Regions from separate parts of the Mus musculus genome. Here regions 1 and 3 are each linked to region 2. A link is a loop called in an ENCODE intact Hi-C map of the cell type or tissue named here. Cell type or tissue: heart. All regions are shown on one strand. Each heading gives the region's core, and the rest is flanking DNA. Links, peaks and the distances in the headings are about the cores only.

Region 1 (6,027 bases), core at 526-5,525, 220 kb after region 2:
ACAATGCCTGTTCACTTCCCCACTTTTCTACCCAATTTTCATTTTTAGAATCTACATTAATTTATATCTTTATGAAATCCCTTTCAAATCTGGTAGTTTTCAACCAAAGTATGACTTGAGAGTTTATAAAAAAATAATACTAGTATTCGCTAGGTTTTTTGTTGTTGTTGTTGTTGTTCAAACAGTGCTGTATTGCTTATTGTCTGTGTAGCTGCCTATCTTTGCAGACTTGTATACATTTCACTGGGGTAGGCTCTTAGACATGGCATGCACACCTTAATGTTGCGGAGATGCTCTCTTCAGAGTCTATGGAGGGGCACTGCCCTCAACAGTGATGCCAGTGCTCTTTCTCCCCAACGCTAATCAGTATTTTACATTTTTATCCGCGTGGTGGGTAAGCATCGATAAATTGGTATGACTCCAAATTAATAATGAGAGTCATTTTGAGATATTTGTTGGCTGCTTCTGTTTGTGACCAGTTATCTATTTTGGGGGTGGGGGGCTCTGAAGACGTTGTTCCTTGGTCAGGAGCACTTATTCCTCTTGCAGAAGACCTGGGCTCGGTTCCCAGCACCCACATCAAAGCTTACAACTGTCTGTAACTCCAGGTCCAGGGGATCTAACAACATGGTCTCACTTCTGAGGGCACTGCACACACACTGCAGGCAAAAAAAAAAAAAAAAAAACATGCAGGCGAAACCACTCATACACATAAAAAAAAAAAAACAACATTGTTTTCACTATATAACAAAACTCAGTTATTCTGAAAATCAAATAATTATCAAGGTGAATATCTAGTTTTGTCCTGATAGTTCTCTTCTCGTTAGTGCTCAGTTATATACCAGACATAAACAATTGGTGAAAGTGCTTCTTTTCTGGTGCCTCTGCCCAGACCTGTGGCTACTCCACAGCTTAGAGAAACTAGTGCAGATTATCCACAAGGTAAGGATGGAAGTCTCTAGGTGACCAGGAAACACCCCCACCCCCCCAAACAGCCAAACTCCTAAAAACTCATGAATTCTTTTCTTGTTTTGCTCAGTCGACCAAGAAGCCTCTGGGAGCTGGAACTAGCAATGTGGGAGGGTTATGAACAGTTTTCATCCTGGATGGAAAAGTCCAGGGAGCTGTTACACAACAGTGCAAACACGGCTAACACTACTGTATAGTGAACTTAAAATGGTCAAGATAGTGTTACTTAAAAAAAAAAACAAAAACACGGCAAAAGAGCTAATTTTGTATTAATGTAATTTTAAAGAGCTTGTCTTTAATCAATCAACAAATATTTATGTTCAAATTAGGCACCAAATACCTTTTTTTTTTTTTTTTTTTTTTTTTTTTTGTCATGGAACATGCAGAGAGTTAGGTCTAATGGTTTTGGGTCTTAAGAAACTAGCAATCAAGTTAGGGAGATAGTTAAGGTTACATGACAATTAACTAGCAATCCAGGCAATGTAAAGACACCAGATGAGAAGAAGCAGAAAGTCTTATATGTTTAGAACAGTATTGACCTCTTTGGGCTACAATGATAGAAAAACTCGTTAGGTATCTAAATAGCTTTTAAAGCAATTAAATTTTTGCTCATTTATTTATTTTTATGTGTATGGGTGTTTTGTCTGCATGTATGTCTGTGTACCACGTGTGTGCCTAGTGCTCACAACGGCCGGAGGAAGGCATCAGATCCCCTGGGATTGGAGTTACAGACAGTTGTGAGCTGCCATGTGGCTGCTGGGAATCGAACCAGGATCCTCTAGAAGAGCAGCAGCCAGTGCTCTAACCACTGAGCCATGCCACTTTCTGAATTAGCTCTTCTAATAAATCCTGAGGCATCTCTGCTTAAGAGCGGAGGAAAACAGGCTCAGAAGTTATAATTCGCCCAGTTGACAAGGCAGGGCTGGGGCTAGACTTAATGTCTGCCACCACTTTCTCCTCAGGAGGGTTGTTTAAGTTTGCACTGAAGATTCGTTGCCAAAAAATCTTTCCAGGGTCAGGATAGAACTCAAATATACTAAGAACACTTCTGCTATATATTTTCTAAAATTAGGGTTATTCTCTCCTCCGTGTCCTCCTGACAAAGAGATTGAGCTACACTTAGCACAAAAGTCAGACCCCCCCCCTTTTATTGCTTAGAGAAATTCAAATCATAGTGTAATAGAATCGATCGAGCACACAAGCTGTTTACGCACAGCTGTCAGGCAACCGAAGCTTCAGCAAAGAAGTCCCTCCCCCACCCTGTGGAACATCGTTCCTTAAAGTCACAATACCTGGCCTACGTCTGCATTTGCCCTGATCCGCCCCAAACGCGCTAGAAATGAACACTGACACAGCGGAATGAAGTCAGTGAGTAAGAATTTAGAAGCCATCATCAGGGTTGTGAGCATATGATTTACACACATTAAAAAAACCCACATCCTGCTTCAGAAAGACGATCTAGAAAGTTCAGGAGCGTTTACTGTGTTCATAGAAGACTGCTATCTGGCTGCCTAAGGTTGAGCCACTTTTTACCTTTGCCAGACAGCACACCCAGCAGAACACCTGAAAACTCTGGTTTTCACTAAGTACTCGGTCTTCCATTATTAAGCAAATAGAAGATATGGGATTCCTTCTATAAGACCAATAAGCAATAAGAAAAATAAATTTTAAAAAGAACTTGTATGGATAAAGTAAAATTAAAACAACAACAACAAAACGGTTGGGAGCCTTTCCCCTTTTCCCTAGATGCTCAACATTTCTCAAAAAAAGGGTAGTGCTGCCCTCTACTGCCAGATGTTGAAATGTTAGAAGCTTGTCTCTTCTGGCTTTGAGCAAGAGTCAAGCCATCGGTTATAGTGTCTTAAGAAGTTAGGAGTTAAAACACTGTTTTCTGGCAAAGACATTGAGTGTGCCCTTTTCATTTGCGTCCACCTTGTACCAAAGCTTACAACTTGAGGTCATGTCTAACTAAACAGAGGGGAAAGGACACAACTCGGAGAGATACAATGGAAGTCACTGGGGCTGGAGAGGCGGCTCAGCTTCCAGAGACTCCTTTCCAGCCTGCCTGTACGCCCGACTCCAAGGCATTCGACGCCCTCTTGTGGCAACTTTGAGCACATGCTTGCAGGAGCATCTTCATGAAAAAACAAGAAATGAAATCTCAAAAGAGGAAGAGGAGGGAGGAGGAGAAGAAGGAGGAGGAGGAGGCGAGGAGGCATGACGTTAGCAGTAAGACACTGCATCTATAATGAGCAGATCTACGTAGACACGGGGCCCATTCTGAAATGTTTTTGTTTTGTTTTGTTTGTTTGTTTTTTGCTTAGTATTCTTTTTGTGATTTATGTATTTTTTAAAAATTTATTTATTCGCTCTCATTGGTCCCACTGGCTTCCTTGCTCGCTCTGGCCCAAAGGTTTATTTATTATTTTAAATAGGTACACTGTAGCTCATTTCGGGTGGTTGTGAGCCACCATGTGGTTGCTGGGATTTGAACTCAGTGCTCTTACCTGCTGAGCCATCTTGCCAGCCCCCGTGATTTATGTATTTTTAATATTTTTCTTTTCTTTTCTTTTCTTTCTTTCTTTCTTTCTTTCTTTCTTTTGTTGTTGTTGTTGTTGTTTGAGACAGTGTTTCTCTGTATAGCCTTGGCTGTCCTGAAACTCACTTTGCAGACCAGGCTGGCCTGGAACTCAGAAATCCACCTGCCTCTGCCTCCCGAGTGCTGGGATTAAAGGCGCGTGCCACCATGCCCGGCTCTTAATGTTTTTTTATTTGCTGTTTTAAGTCAGTGGTTTCTCAATCTGTAGGTGAAGACCCCTTAGTCCCTCAGGGTCTTTCTCCATATCAGACATTTACATTATAATTTATAACAGTAGCAAAATTACATTTATACATATAATAATAGAAATAATACAAAATAGTACAAAATAATCTCATGGTTGGGTGTCACCACAACATGAGGAACTGTATTAAAAAGTTGCAAGTGGAAATGAAGGTTCCCCCCAGATGTTAGGAGAATTATGGGATGGTTTCTAAGACATTTTTTTTTTCTCTTGGGGAGAAAGATATAAAAGGCTATTATTACCATGTTCATATTTTAGTTCATTTTTGAATATATTATCTTGTTTTCTTTAATTGTTTTCTAGCACTTACAGATCTTTACAAAAACTTCTTAGAATTATTAAGTAGCTAAGGCTGACCTCAAATTCTCCCTCCGCCTTCTAAGTGCTGGGATTACAGACATGTACCGCCACACCTGGCCCCTTCTCCGTCTAGAAAATATTTCAGAGTGCATACCCACTAAGAGGCCAGATCAAACAGACTTCAAAGAGAGCTCAACCATTACCTTCCAGCTGTCTAGGGACTAAAGTGTAACCTCTATGACAATAATAATAACTTCTACCCATGTGCTAACTGTGCACACGTCTATATGCTACAACTTAACGGATATGAACAGCAGAACTCAGACACATTAAGTAACTCAGTGTCTCAAAAACTAGTAAGAGGCAAAGCTGAATTTTGTTGTTGTTGTTGTTATTGTTGTTTTTCGAGACAAGGTTTCCAGTGTATGTCCTGGAATTGGCTCTGTAGACCAGGTTGGTTTTGAACTCAGAGCTTCACTTGCCTCTGCCTCCCGAGTGCTGGGGTTAGCCACCACTACCACCCAGAGCAAAGCTGGAATTTCATTCTGAATCCAAGCTTAGATATAATTCACCTGGGTTGCTCATCGTTCAATAAAAAGCCTAAAGGACTCTCAAAGCAGAGTTGGTGATATCAGAGGTGATGACGAATCTCATTAACACTTGATGGACACTGTTAGCATCTGCTGAGTTCTTATGAGATACAATTCAAAGGACTTTCACACGGAACCGCTCAACTGCATTAAACAAGTTAATCTTCTTGACAACCCCCTGGGGTAGAACTATTATTACCTTCATATTGCAGGTGAGGAAACGGAGACACGCAGAGGAAATCCACTTCCAGAGGTCAGGCTTTTAACTGTTGTACTTAAGATACTTCTTAAACACAAAAATTACATGGCACAACGATTTCTAAATGGTGCCGGGGAGTTAATTACAGTCAACAGTAGAGGGTAGCATTCACTGCACTTGGGCCTGTTGATATCTTTGGAACATAAAGGTCTTCTGAGCCTTAAATAAAACCTGCACATGTGAGTATCCAGTCCAGGACTAAGTTTAGAAACTGTCTGCTTCAGGCCTCGCTGGGCATGTCCTTTCATGAGATAGGACACAGCAAGGCGCATCCTGGTTTGGTACGAACCTTGAGGCGGTCAGGGTTTGGGGCTGGGGATATGCTGGTAGAGGGCTGAGGCTGAGGATATGCTGGTAGAGGGCTGGGGCTGGGGATATGCTGGTAGAGGGCTGGGGCTGGGGATATGCTGGTAGAGGGCTGTACATAGGAAAGATAAGCATAAAGCTTCCACCCAGGTTCACCCAGGACCCAGCTAGTTAACCTGAGGGAGAAGCTGAAAACTGGCTGCTTGCTTTAGCAAGAGAATTCAGTTACCATTCCATTATACAACTCTTTTAGTGGGGTTTGTGCTTGGCTAACCCACCATTTGGCTACATAGTGACCCTTGAACACACCTTCTCTTGCAGCTTAGGTTTCTAAAGAAATATTGGCTCAGCATAAAACAGTCTCTAAATGCCCTTAGCGACAGCACACATATAAGTAGCCTAGATATGAGGATCCCAAAGTGCTATAAACTCTTCCCTCCCCAACTTATTCTTAAGTTTAGACATTCTGGGCACTGAGGCGTAAGATGGAGTGAAATAATCAGGTGCGGCTTAGCTTAGAGTCCCGGACAGTTGCCACCGACTCTCTGCCTCTTGGAAATGATCCAGACACAGCTGTTGCCGGGTGGCTTCCCAACCCCTCTTTTGCAGTTTTATTTTGTGTTTTGAAGAAAAGAGATGAGGGTGAGGGTGGGGTGGGGTGGGGTGGGAGCCAGAAAGGAGACACTAGGATTCTCCTTGAGTAGTTTTAGAAACTTGTCGGTAGACGACGACGAGGTTTATCAGACTCTTTGTCTTCTGA
Region 2 (6,027 bases), core at 618-5,617:
GGAATGGTGATAGGGAAGGAACTTTCAGACTACTGGGATTGTATTAAAAGGTCTCAGCAACAAGGCTCTCACAAGCCAAAGATAGGACATTATAAGCACCAATAAATAAAATAACTATGATAGATTAAAACACATATTTGACTAGACTAGGATTCCCCTAGTAGACACATCTCTTGAGTGCATCTTTGAGGGAGTTTCCAGAGAAGTTTCACTGAGAAGTAAAGATTCACATTGTATGTGGGTAGCACTATTTCATAGGCTGGAGTTCCAAACCAAAAACAGAGAGGAAGCCAACTGAGCACCAGCATCCATTTCTGTTTCCTGACTACAGACACAATGTAAGACACAGACACAGCTGTCTCACCACGCTCTGCTGCCATGCCTTCAGTGCTTCAAACTGGGAGCCAAACTAAACTCTTATGCTCAGACCCCTAAGAGATCTTTAAACTCTTTCAAACTTTTAAATTTGTGTCAAGTGCAATAAAATAATCATGTTAATGAGTTAGCAGGATTATAGACACTTGACTTGAAATGTGGCCTGCTTGGGGAATGGGGAGATTAGACAGATTAGACCATGCTGGGACTGTAAGCACGCACCACCACACCAAGCTCTTCAGTAGGTTTTCTAGTTAGTTGTTTCTGAAAGGACTGTTGCTATTGGAGAGATGACAAGGCTTTTTAAATTTTTTTAATGGAGTCTCAATAACTCACATGGAACTCATAGTGGCACTTCTGCTGTAGCCTCCCACGTGCAAAGCTTTTGAGGTCAGTTCATAGGATTCATTTTCAGACTCTCAAAAGGTTGCCAGCCATCATGTATCATCTAGTTTTCCTTACCTCCTCTTTCTGCATTCACAGCGGACTCCACCGAATCTACACACACTTCCATAAGAAATCCATTTCCTGCTCCTAAAATATATGAACAGACATTCTTGAAGGAACTAGCAATTAATACAAATCTCCCATAAATACTTCATAATTTTGCTGCCTGAATTCACATGTGCAATAGAATAATAAATTGATGCACTAAGGCCCATCTATGTGGTAAAATGTCATTCATTAAAATTGACATCTCTAGACCATGAAATAGATATACAGACACACACATAAGAAACCAAACTGAAACCATCTTTACTACACAGTAAATGGGACACTAATCTCCCTAACACAGAGACCTCATCCCCGTGTATCCCAGCTCAGACTCTCAGAGTGTTTCTCAATGCCAGGCGTTATAAAAAACGAGAATTGGATTTCAAACCCTGGTCCCACTACTTTATTCCCTGTGTGATCCCAGACAAGTTACTTACATTTTCTATAAAACAAGAGTGGGCTTCAGTTCCTACCTCAGGGTACTGAACACTGAGATAACTTACATAAAGGCTCTCATACTAAGCATTCAAACCCATTAAGATACAGGGTTTCCTCTTTATGACTCATTCCCTTCAGTCTCCATTTTTGCCAATGATTATACTATCTCAGTTGACAAAACCCTTCTAGTTTAATCTTCGAATGCTAAACTTTTCCAAGGACCATACCAAGTCACATTTCCACGTTTTTTTTTTTTCCTCCCAAAGTAGAAACTTTTATCTACTTCTTTTGAACTCCAATAACTTGAGTTTATATATTTCTCACTAAACCCCTAGTTTCACCTCTTATTTATGAGATAAACATCTGGTCGTTATAGTTGACGTGAAGTTCCTTAATAAGGTCATTATAAGGATTCTTTATAGTCACCTCTCAGAAAGCAAAGGTCGGTCCTACCATGCTAACAAGTCAAATATACAGTAAAATCTGAATTACAGATTCATATGTTGATAATAAAAAGTGTGGTGTTAGCAGCTTTGGGGTTTTCCTGCAAGTTAAATGTATAACTCATTTTTAAAAAAGATTTATTTAATTTTTATTTATATGAATACACTGCAGCTGTCTTCAGACCCACACTAGAAGAGGGCATCAGATCCCATTACTGATGGTTGTGAGCCACCATGTAGTTGCTGGGAATTGAACTCAGGTTCAATTGAAGAGCAGTCAGTGCTCTTAACCGCTGAGCCATCTCTTCAGCCCATATAACTCACTTTTAGTTATCAGTTTTAAATGTTGGAGCCTAGAAAATGGCTCAATGGGTAAAGCTACTTACTGTGCAAGTCTGACAACCTGAGCTCATTCCCTGAATGTATTTAAAGTTGGAAGGAGAGAATTAACTCGACAAAGCTGTCCTCAGACCTCCACACACTTACTATGGCACATGTACCCACCCCCACACAATAATTACCAACACACTTTTAAAGTGTTTAATTCATGCTTCATGTATTGATCTCTGCGAGAACAGTCACCACATTCTAATAGTGGTTACTCCTGGGCAATGAATTTGGAATTATTTTTACCTTTCTATATTGCTTGACTTCTTCTACCTGATATTGCTTTTATGATGAAAGATTACTTGGAGAAACAAACAAAAATCTGTCACCTCCTAATAAGTTGCAATAGTCATTGATTTAATAAAAGACTATCAGTCCCATAGATTAGGATTCAAACATTAACCAATGGTCGTAAACAACAATACAGTAACTCCACAAATCTGGTAACAGCCCCACCAGTGGGGCTGAAGATGCTGAAGGAGTATCAGGAGCTCCATACAAAAGTATGGGAATGTCTACAAACTGTTGCAACAGGAGCCTGAGCAAAAAGCAAAAAGTAGGGATCAAAAAAGACATTTGAAGCAGTAGTGCTCAAAGTTAGAGACTCCAGATGGCTTTGGGGAGTCTGTGTCTGTATTTGCCTCTTGGGAGCGGACTGCAGCTTTAGAACACTTAAACACGCTGAGACAGGTATGAGAATCCAACTACCTTCCATCAAGTGAGATATTAAAAGAGATTTGCAAAATACAGAGCATTGCCCCTTTTGCTGTTTTGTTTAGGGATATTTATCCTTCATAAAAGTTATTTGTCTTGACATATTAATAGGCATATCTCCCGCAGGAAGCAACCAGTCATCTGTTACGCAATGGCTGTGGGAACGGATCCCACTCGCCACCCTCGGTGGCAGCTCTAGGTTGTAGAGCTGTCACCACACTTTTATTATCTACCACAGAGACAGGGAGGTGGTATGGTGCCCTCTTGTGGCCCTAGGGGCGGCGGGACGCTGAGGGCACTTGCGAGACTGGCGGGGATCCAGGAGCAGCTGAGGGACTGCGTGACTGCCCGGGACTCCGGAGCACTGAGAAACTCGACCGCGGGAAAGCCTGGCAAGCCGGGACCCACCCCGGGGTCCACCGGCCGACCGCCCCCCTGCCCCGCCACCTTCCGCACCCGCCTTCCCCGACGATATCCACGCCTGTTTCCGCTCGCAAGAAGCCCCTTTCTTCATGCTTCCCGCGTTCCTCCCTCGCTCGCCTTCGGTTTCCACTGAGTCCCCGCGGCCGCGCGAGCGACGGAGGAGGCGCGTCCCCGACGCCCGTGCCCGGCAGCCTCCCAGGGAGTCGTGCGTGCACGCGCAGTGGCCAACCTAGCGCGAGGGGGCGCGCACGACGCCTGACCCGGAAGTGCTTGTTCTTTCGGGAGCGGAGAAGCGGACCGCAGCTCGCTGGGGCGCTCCGGCAGTGGCGCTGTACTGTCAGCATGCAACGGTTGCTCCTTCCGTCCCTGAGGGCCTTGACGGGGAGCCGCAATGTCGGGCTCCTGGTCCCTAGGGTGGCGTCCAGAACACAGGTACCCACTCCTGCTGGCTCGGATCACGGAAGCCGGGCTGGGATAAAAAAGGCCAGGATAAAGTAAACGGACCGCCCTGCAAGTCCGGCTCGCCTTCTCATTTCAGGACATATTTCCTTGTGTCCCGACACCTCCCTGAATGCGGATCCGGAAATATTACCCACTGCTGTGTATGACTGACCAATTTACTTAGCTTTTAAGTTTCAATTTCCTTTTCTGTAGAATGGGAGAACGACCTGTTACACAAGGTGTTTGTAAGGATTAAAATTTTAAATATACATCAAACCCTTAGCACGTGATAAAGGCTCAGTAATTTTTCTTTTCTTTTTATTTTATTTATTTATGCATTTATTTGCACATTTGGTTTTTGCTAAAAGCCACCAGGCAGTCAGGAACTCCTATGTAGCCCCATTCCACAGTGAAGGAAATTGAGACTTACTTTAAGTTGCTTGTCTAAGATACCCAGTTACTTAGAAGTAGGAAACTGAACATACTTTTTTTTTTTTTTTTTTTTTTTTGGTTTTTCGAGACAGGGTTTCTCTGTGTAGCCCTGGCTGTCCTGGAACTCACTTTGTAGACCAGGCTGGCCTTGAACTTAGAAATCCACCTGCCTCTGCCTCCCGAGTGCTGGGACTAAAGGTGTGCGCTACTACCGCCCGGCCAACATATTTTTGCTCTTAGTGTTAGACTCAAAAGAAGACATGTATTCTCTTCTCTGATAATCAGTAGTAAAAGGTGAAAGATCTTTATGGTGTGAAGAGAAACCAGAGAATTCTAGAGTTTGTTATGTTCCTGGAAAAAAAAATATGCCCACATAGTGCCTGCCCTTGAGGAGTCAGTTCATTCAATTGTTAGTTCGAGTACCAAATATGTATTAGGTCTTGCTGTGTAAGGACCCAGTACTACAAAGGGAGCAAGAGGAAGAGCTCCCAGCTTAGTGGGGCATAGGGACAGATCACCTGATACATGACTGTGTGTTAAGGCTTGTGGTAGGGAAGGTACTTTGTGCTGTGACAGTAACCTGTTGTAAGATCCAGGAAAGTCTGGGGCATAACGATGCCAGCCCCGATCTCCAGTGGGTAGTATAAATGGAAGTGTGTGGGAGGGAATAGCACATTTAGAGACTGAGAACCCAGTAAGAAAGGGCTCAGTAGTGCAGATGAGAGTCGGTGATTAACCAGAGCGGTAGCTGTGAAATGCAGCCTTACAGGGGCTTTACTCCAGTTAAATTGAGGATAAGTGTTGGTAGCAGATTCTTCAGTTACGATTTTCTGTCTTGCTCCTTAGTGTGGCAGCAGCTGTGGCAGCCAGCGTCCTCTGAGGCCAGGACAGTACAGCACCATCACTGAAGTGGCTCTGCAATCCGGAAAAGGGACAGTGTCCCTTCCTTCGAGGGCAGCCGAGCGGGCGGTGGGCCGATGGCTTCTGGTGTGCAGTGGGACAGTGGCTGGAGCAGTTATTCTGGGAGGAGTGACCAGGTGAGTCATTTACTCTTGGTGAATCAGGTTATCAGCCAAAAAGGGAGCGTTGGGCCTCATCTACTCTAGCTCGCTCCATTACAGATGGGGAAACTGGTAGCCTGCTCTGCCTTAGAACAGGTTGGCTTTTTATTAGTAGGAGTTTCATTATCAGGACCAGTTTCAGTCTTAACTGTTGCTGGGCGTTGTTTCTATATATTTTTACCTCTCCAGTGTTAAGATCATACATAAATCACAGCCGCTTCATGTATCTCTTAGGTTGTCTTAATATCTATAAACTGACTTTATGGATTTAGGCTTTCCCTTCCTCTAACATCTTTTACTTTTATGTATTTATTATAGCTCTGTTATTATTGTACAAGACCAAGTCATTTGTCCTGTGGTTACCCAAAGTAACCAGGGACTATCTGGTGATGGTTAACATATCCTTTGTCCTTTAAATGAGTAGTTGTTTATTAGATTCAGATTGGGAATGAGGGGACAGAACATTGCCTAGGTGATGCAGCATTCACTCCGGGATCTGTTGGGGACTTCAGCTGACTTGATTACTATTGCCTGAATCCATTATTCAGCTGACTTGATTACTATTGCCTGAATCCATTATTTCGTGAGAATTCCAAAATGGTAGTTTGTGTTGTCATCACCCCAGGAGATAGTCTTTATGAGAAAGGCAGGAGGAGGATACTGGTTTTCTTTGTTCACTAATTTCCAAAATAATGAGTCTGTTGCCAAGATCCTCCAAAGGTTACAAGGACAGGATTTGGATTTTAAAGTGCATAATATACTGGGGCTGGAGAGATGGGTCAGCAGTTAAGAGCACTGGCTATTCTTCCAAAGGGCCT
Region 3 (6,027 bases), core at 526-5,525, 260 kb after region 2:
TCTGTTAGTAGGGCCTTTTAGTTTAAAAAAAGACCTTTGACCTTGAGCCAGAATTTGGACTGTTGCTGTCATTCTGCCGTCATTCCTCATTCCTTTCTTTGAATCAGTCTGTTGGTACTGAAACAGTCTGGCTTCCTGCCTTCGGAGAGGAACGGTGGTTATCCCTGGTCTGGCTTTCCTTTGCAAAGCCCTCCGCCCTTGCAGATCCTACCATCTGGCTGGGCTGACTCTCTGTAGGTGCCCCAGGCTGCTGGGTGTGGACGAGGTAAAGGTTATTAGACGTTAGCTTGCAGCTTGTTTCCATTTGTATCCTTTATTGAGGTTTGTTCTTTCAGCTCTAGGATGCTGCCTTCCCTGGAAGAGTTTCTTGCATTCTCCCTAGGGGTGGCTTAAGCCATCAGACTCCAGTACCTCTGATGGGGACAGACTTGGTTGTTGTGAGCAAAAGAGCATTGCTTGTTGCTCTTGCAGAGGACTGGGGTTCTGTTTCTAGCACCCACATGAAACCACAACTGCCCGGAATTCCAGATCAAGGGGATCTGACGCCCTCTTCTGGCTTCCAGGGGTACCTACATATGCTAAGGCATACACATAAATAAATCTTAAAAAACAATTTTGATCAATGTGGCCCTCCAAAATGTCCTACCCAGTAACCACCCCCCACCTTTTTTTTTTTTTTTTTTTTTTTTGAGACAGGGTCTCTCTGTGTATCCCTGACTGTCCTGGAACTCACTCTGTAAACCAGGCTGGCCTTAAACTCAGAAATCTGCCTGCCTCTGCCTCCCGTGCTGGGATTAAAGGTGTGCGCCACCACTGACTGGCTCCCCAGTAAACTCTTACTAGGGCATACTTTTCTTGTTAGGGAAAGAGAATTTTTCTTCTAGTTTTTTATTTTTAAATTTATTTTATAAAAATTTATTTATTAGAAAAATTTCTAATTTTTCTTCTAGGGGGAGTGCCAAAACTATTTAAATTAAGGAAACAACTTTAAGTCTCAATGCCAGTACCAACATGCTAAAAAAGTTTTTAGTATTTTAAAGAAAAAAAAAAAAGATGAAGTGGGACAAATTGGTTAGCGTGTCCTGTACTGTGTCTGGGGTTCTGTGGATGTTTGGGGGACACTGCAAGAGCTCTCAGATGTGGGTGCATGGTAGACTTCAGAGGTGGGCAAACAGAAAACTCCAACTTGCCAAAACTTCAATCAAGTTGTCCAAAGGCATCAGCGCCTTTGAGAGGCAGTTTTGAGAAATGAGTTAAGCAGCCTTTATTACACCACCTGCTAAGTGTAGCCCAGAGAAAACAGCCTTTAGCGTATTAAGGAAAGAATAGCCCCGATTGGGTCTCCAGAGAAGAATCCTGTATTGTTCCAGCATAACCCTCTAATGGTCTTGTTACACTGCTTGCAAGCTGCCTGGCTGGTCCGCCTTCTGGAGCCAGCTAACTGCACACGGAACCTCTGGCCCACTGCTTTCTTGTTCCTGCCTCTAGCCTTTGCGTAGGAACCACTGGAATGGGGCCATCTTGATGTTCCAGAAGGTCCGAGAAAGCCAGCAGAGTCTCAGGGGTGTAGGGTCTGGCCTCCAACATCCTGGTCTTTTCTCATGGTCACATGGGTTCAGCAGCCACTGGCCCTTCTCAGTATCCTCTTAATACCCCCTTGTCTCCACTTACATCCAGTCTTAGGTTTACTTCCCTCTTCTGCCGTTCATTCCTATAAAAATCCGACTCACCTGACTTCCCAAAGCAAAGTCTACCTGAAGTACCCGAACTTTGCTGTAACCTTACCTCAGCCTCGCACCTGCCTCAAGGGTAGTTAGTGCCCTGCAGGCAGGTGGGCCACACAGGTGAGATGTTGACACCTGTGCATTGTCTGACACGCATCTCAAATGAAACCATTTTCAAACTCCAGAATCCCATGGGCAAGCAAAGCAGCTAGTCCAGGAAAACACATTTTTATTTTATTTAAAAATTATTTACAATTTATTGAGTTTTCATAAATACTTTATTTTAAAATCTTTTTTTAAAATGTATTTTAACCTGAAGAAAATCGGAGGGGGGGGGTGGGGCTTGGGAGCTAGGGAAAGGAATGGTGACAGGTCCCTTAGAGGGTCTGCAGAGGGTGGAGTTAATACAACAGTAGTGGCCTGAGCCTGGTGGCCAAAGGACTAATGAGAGGGAACTTTACCTAGCAGGGCTCCCTTGTGAGATCTTGTTCCAAACTCATCATCACTTACTGGCCTAGGTCTGCGACACCAGCACTAAGGGCTGGCACTGTATTCTGAGCAGGCAGGAGCAGGTTGGGAGAGGTGGCTGTGGACTTAGCTAGAACACATGCATGGCTGAGCCTCAGGGCAGCCAGGCTAAACAAGGGGCATGTGAAGTCCATGACATACACAGAAGAGGCATCTCTGGCTCCAAACTTCCCTCCCATGGGCTACGGCCCTCTTGGCAATACCTACTGTGGGTTTGGTAGACAGTGGGCAAAAGTTATATGGGATGTAGGTTGTGACCCTACTGCGTGGTGTGCCAGGGATTTCTAAGGACCCTGTCTTGGTGGGTCCCAACCTTCCCCCATTGACAAGAATGCTTCACCACTTTATAATCAAACACTCTTCTCAAGCATCCCAGAATTCACTCTGCATTGCAGAAACATCGGGCTGAAAGTTCCATTATTCAAAACAGTTAAAAAGCCTTCCTGGATCTGGGAACTTTGAGAATATTAAGAAAGCTTCAAGCTTCTGAAAAACACACAAAAACACTTCCGACAATTTTAAGGGCTCTTTAGCCCACTGGAGTCAAACTATGGACCCCCATGGGGTAATGGCCCCAGGTCAACAACCCCTGAGTTAAAAGTTCCTGTGGGCAAGTATTTCCCCGTGACTGAATGGGGGTGGGGTGGGAGTGGAGGTTGGGGGAGGCAGCTAGGGAATAGTTGGAGATTCAGCAGGCAGCACTGGATCTCTGGGCACTGACTGGAGGTGTGCAAGGATGGGGTGGGAAACGAATCAGAAACTCAAACTTGACTTTGAAATTTTCCCTTGGGCTGGTTGTGTTTCCCAACACCTACATGATTCGTAGGAGTAGATATGCATGGTCACTCTGCCATCTTGTGGTTATGATTAGAATTGCATCTGCCCCAACATCCAGGGCTAAAACCCCTGGATCTGGTAGGTTTTTGGAATACTTAGCTGACCAGCAAGGGATGTAGTAAAGAGGCCTGAGGAGGGGGTATGTGAAAAAGAAAAATGAGCGTTCAACATTCCTGTGTCAAGCACAGTGAAGTCCCGTGACAGCACGGCACATCCGTCCTGGCCGACCTGGGCACTCTTTGGTTTATCATGGCTACACAAATTTTAACAACTTACAATTTTTCATGTAAGTTGTTTTTTTTTTTTTTTCCTGCTTTTATTTTCACTTAAAACCTGAAGTTCTGTATCTGGCTCACAACTTGGTCTCTGTGTCCCCTGAACCTCCTCTTCTGAAGCAAGCTTATAGACTCGGGAAGCCCAAACTGACGTCTCTGGGAGATACAGGGACTCAGGGCTTCCTCTCTCTTTCTTCACTGCAGCCGAACTGCCCTTCCCCAGGCTGTGGGGAGAATCCACACACTAACAGGGAACAATCCTTGTCCATCTGTCCATCCCTGGAGCTGATTTTCACACCGGCTCCTCTAGACTCCAGTACACCTCTCTGCCCGCATCACTGTCTGAGCGAATGCTAAGCATGAACTATGGTAGAAAGCATTATTTTGTCCTGGAAGAAAGAATGGTGAATTCCAGGACATGGGTCTCCTGTGGCCCAGGGACACCAAAGAACAAAGATTATTATTGGGAGCCTCAGAATGGCATTCTCAGCTTTGCGTCGGCCCTGGCCAGTTCTTAGACTATGCTACAGACAAAACCATTTCTAGCGTCTTCCATTACAGGCGTCTCCTTCTGTGTCAGACTGGAGGCAACTGATAAAACGTGCCAGACTGACTGAGGGGTGAAGGGTGAAGGGCCGAATGTTCTGTCACTGATGGGAGGCCTTGGGGGTGGCGAGTGACGGGAGGGTGGGTCTTCCCCCAAAGCCTCAGAGTCTCACACTCAGCCAATGAGGGAAGACCTGGTCATGTGATCAGGGGCGTTAAATTGGAGTTTTCCTCGGAGGCTCGCTCCCCGTCTGCGGACTTCTTTCTTTTCCGGCCACCTGAAAAACAGGTTGTCAGCATCCATGGGGGGATGGGGGGGGGGGACGGGGGACGTTCACGCACTGTCAGCAGCCTGAGGACTCTTCTGTCCTCACAGACGCAGGAGGGGAGACATAGCCCTGCCTTGGAACTCATGCAATGGAACCATGGTGCGGATGTCTGCACCTTTACACCTTGAAGCACTTTCCCAAAAGAGGAGCATTTCTGAAAAGGCTCAGTCCCCCTGGCACTAGCGTATAGTAGAGGGTGCACAGAAGGGATTGAGGTAGTCCCCCAAAAGCCATCTCTCTTTTCCCTGGAAGGCCCCAGCTCAACTGACTGCCAGACACCACACAGTACTAGTCTCCCAGTCTTTCGTGTCCCATGGGCCACAGCTGGGTTCAGGACTTCCCCAGGGCCCTGGTTCAGGGCATCTCCCGCCTACCCTGGGCCAGGTGATGCTGATTGGATAATGCCCTCGAAGGCGGACTTTGGGGGTTTTCAGGAGCATTTTCATCCTGCTTTCTCAGCTGTTGACCTCTGTCTCAGGAGGAGGATGCTCTCCTTCCCCTCCTTAAAGAATATTTATTTCATGTGTGCGCATTTGCACATGTGTGTATGGATGTGTGTTGTCGTGTGGGTGCCACGGTGTCATTCTCTCCTCTCACCACGTGGGTCCTGGGCTCGAACTCAGGCCCTCAGGCCCGGCAGCAAGCACCCTCACCCACAGAGACATGGTCCAGCCCTTTGCTTTCCTTTCTTGGAGTCTCCTGGACACAGTTTTTTTCCCAAAGGACTATACAGTAAATATTATAGGTTTTACAGGCTCTAAGGTCTCTGTCACAATCGTTCAGTCTTACCACTGTGACTACATATGACAAACGGACCTATGGTCCAAAGGTCCCTACTATAAAAAAATCACATGACTAGTCAGAATTTGACTTTAAGACATGTCTGTAAGACTCCTGTCCTAGGAGATCACCAGTGCGATGGGACAGATTTGAGCAGTATCACAGGTGTGGCGCTGGCTCAGGCCCTGCTGTGGATTTCCAGAGCTGTGGTAAGAGTATGCAAGCCTCACCCCACCCCCTCCCCCCGGGAGGACAGGCCTCACTTGCTTTCCCAACTACTTGGTGAGGAGCTTTGGTCTGGGAGAGGGATACTCACTCAAGGTTCTCAGCAGCTTCTTGCCCATGTTTTCCTCAGAGTCGCTGCTGCAGGGGCTGGCCTCTGGATCCAGGTGGATATTACAGCATTCAGGATCCGAAGCTGAAGGGAGAGCAGACTCAGGTCTCCAACCTAAATGTCATCAGGGAGGTTCTGAGGGATGCCTTTCTGAGAGTGACAGACAGGGTCCAGGGGTGGGACCTCTCTGTGAGAGACAGGGTAAAAGGGTGGGACCTCTCTGTGAGTGACAGGGTAAAAGGGTGGGACCTCTCTGTGAGTGACAGGGTAAAAGGGTGGGACTCTCTGTGAGTGACAAGGTGAAAGGGTGGGGCCTCTCTGTGAGTGACAAGGTGAAAGGGTGGGGCCTCTCTGTGAGTGACAGGGTAAAAGGGTGGGACCTCTCTGTGAGTGACAGGGTAAAAGGGTGGGACCTCTCTGTGAGTGACAGTGTGAGAGAGAGAGAGAGACAGACAGACAGAGACAGAGACAGAGACAGGTAGACAGACTCCTGAAAGGTGTTGTTTATTAGTTGGCAAGTGACATTTTACTGCCACAAAGGGAACAGACAACAGGACCTGTAACCCAACAGTCTACTCAAAAGTCAGAATAATGACACCTCTGCAGATACCCTCTGGCAGGAGAGGGAGGAAGATCCTAAGTGTCCCTACTTAGTGTCTGTGCCAGACATTGAG

What was found. A loop is a pair of places that touch in the nucleus more often than their neighbours do. Peaks named below come from ENCODE experiments on the same cell type or tissue, not always from the same donor. Only the 100,000 strongest peaks of a DNase experiment are listed, where the experiment ranks them.
Region 1: a loop joins it to region 2, with 4 times the contacts of the local background. A loop is called at or near these places in 12 of 42 quality-filtered maps.
Region 3: a loop joins it to region 2, with 2.4 times the contacts of the local background. A loop is called at or near these places in 2 of 42 quality-filtered maps.

What each region holds. Positions count from the first base shown.
Region 1 is chr19:43,527,417-43,533,443 of GRCm38, reverse strand. No RefSeq gene overlaps it. Among named protein-coding and RNA genes, the nearest start is that of Got1, 5.8 kb to the right of the region's middle. In heart, for the core only: CTCF peaks have their summits at 2,775 (motif pointing left), 3,059 (motif pointing left) and 5,055 (motif pointing right); DNase peaks (open chromatin) are centred at 3,053 and 5,203; H3K4me3 peaks cover 442 bases; H3K27me3 peaks cover 384 bases.
Region 2 is chr19:43,750,502-43,756,528 of GRCm38, reverse strand. It overlaps Cox15 (cytochrome c oxidase assembly protein 15), which reads left to right and starts at 3,529. Exons shown (of 9, transcript NM_144874.4): 1 at 3,529-3,707; 2 at 4,995-5,185. The coding sequence starts at 3,618. It overlaps Cutc (cutC copper transporter), which reads right to left and starts at 3,506. Exons shown (of 9, transcript NM_001113562.1): 1 at 3,309-3,506; 2 at 838-909. The coding sequence starts at 3,366. In heart, for the core only: a CTCF peak has its summit at 3,115 (motif pointing left); a DNase peak (open chromatin) is centred at 3,518; H3K4me3 peaks cover 1,856 bases; H3K27ac peaks cover 1,640 bases.
Region 3 is chr19:43,493,120-43,499,146 of GRCm38, reverse strand. Cnnm1 (cyclin M1) reads right to left here. Exons shown (of 12, transcript NM_001373992.1): 11 at 5,336-5,437; 12 at 1,937-4,188. The coding sequence ends at 4,109. Among named protein-coding and RNA genes, the nearest start is that of Got1, 28 kb to the left of the region's middle. In heart, for the core only: CTCF peaks have their summits at 572 (motif pointing left) and 3,132 (motif pointing left); DNase peaks (open chromatin) are centred at 1,516 and 3,066; H3K4me3 peaks cover 1,143 bases; H3K27me3 peaks cover 975 bases.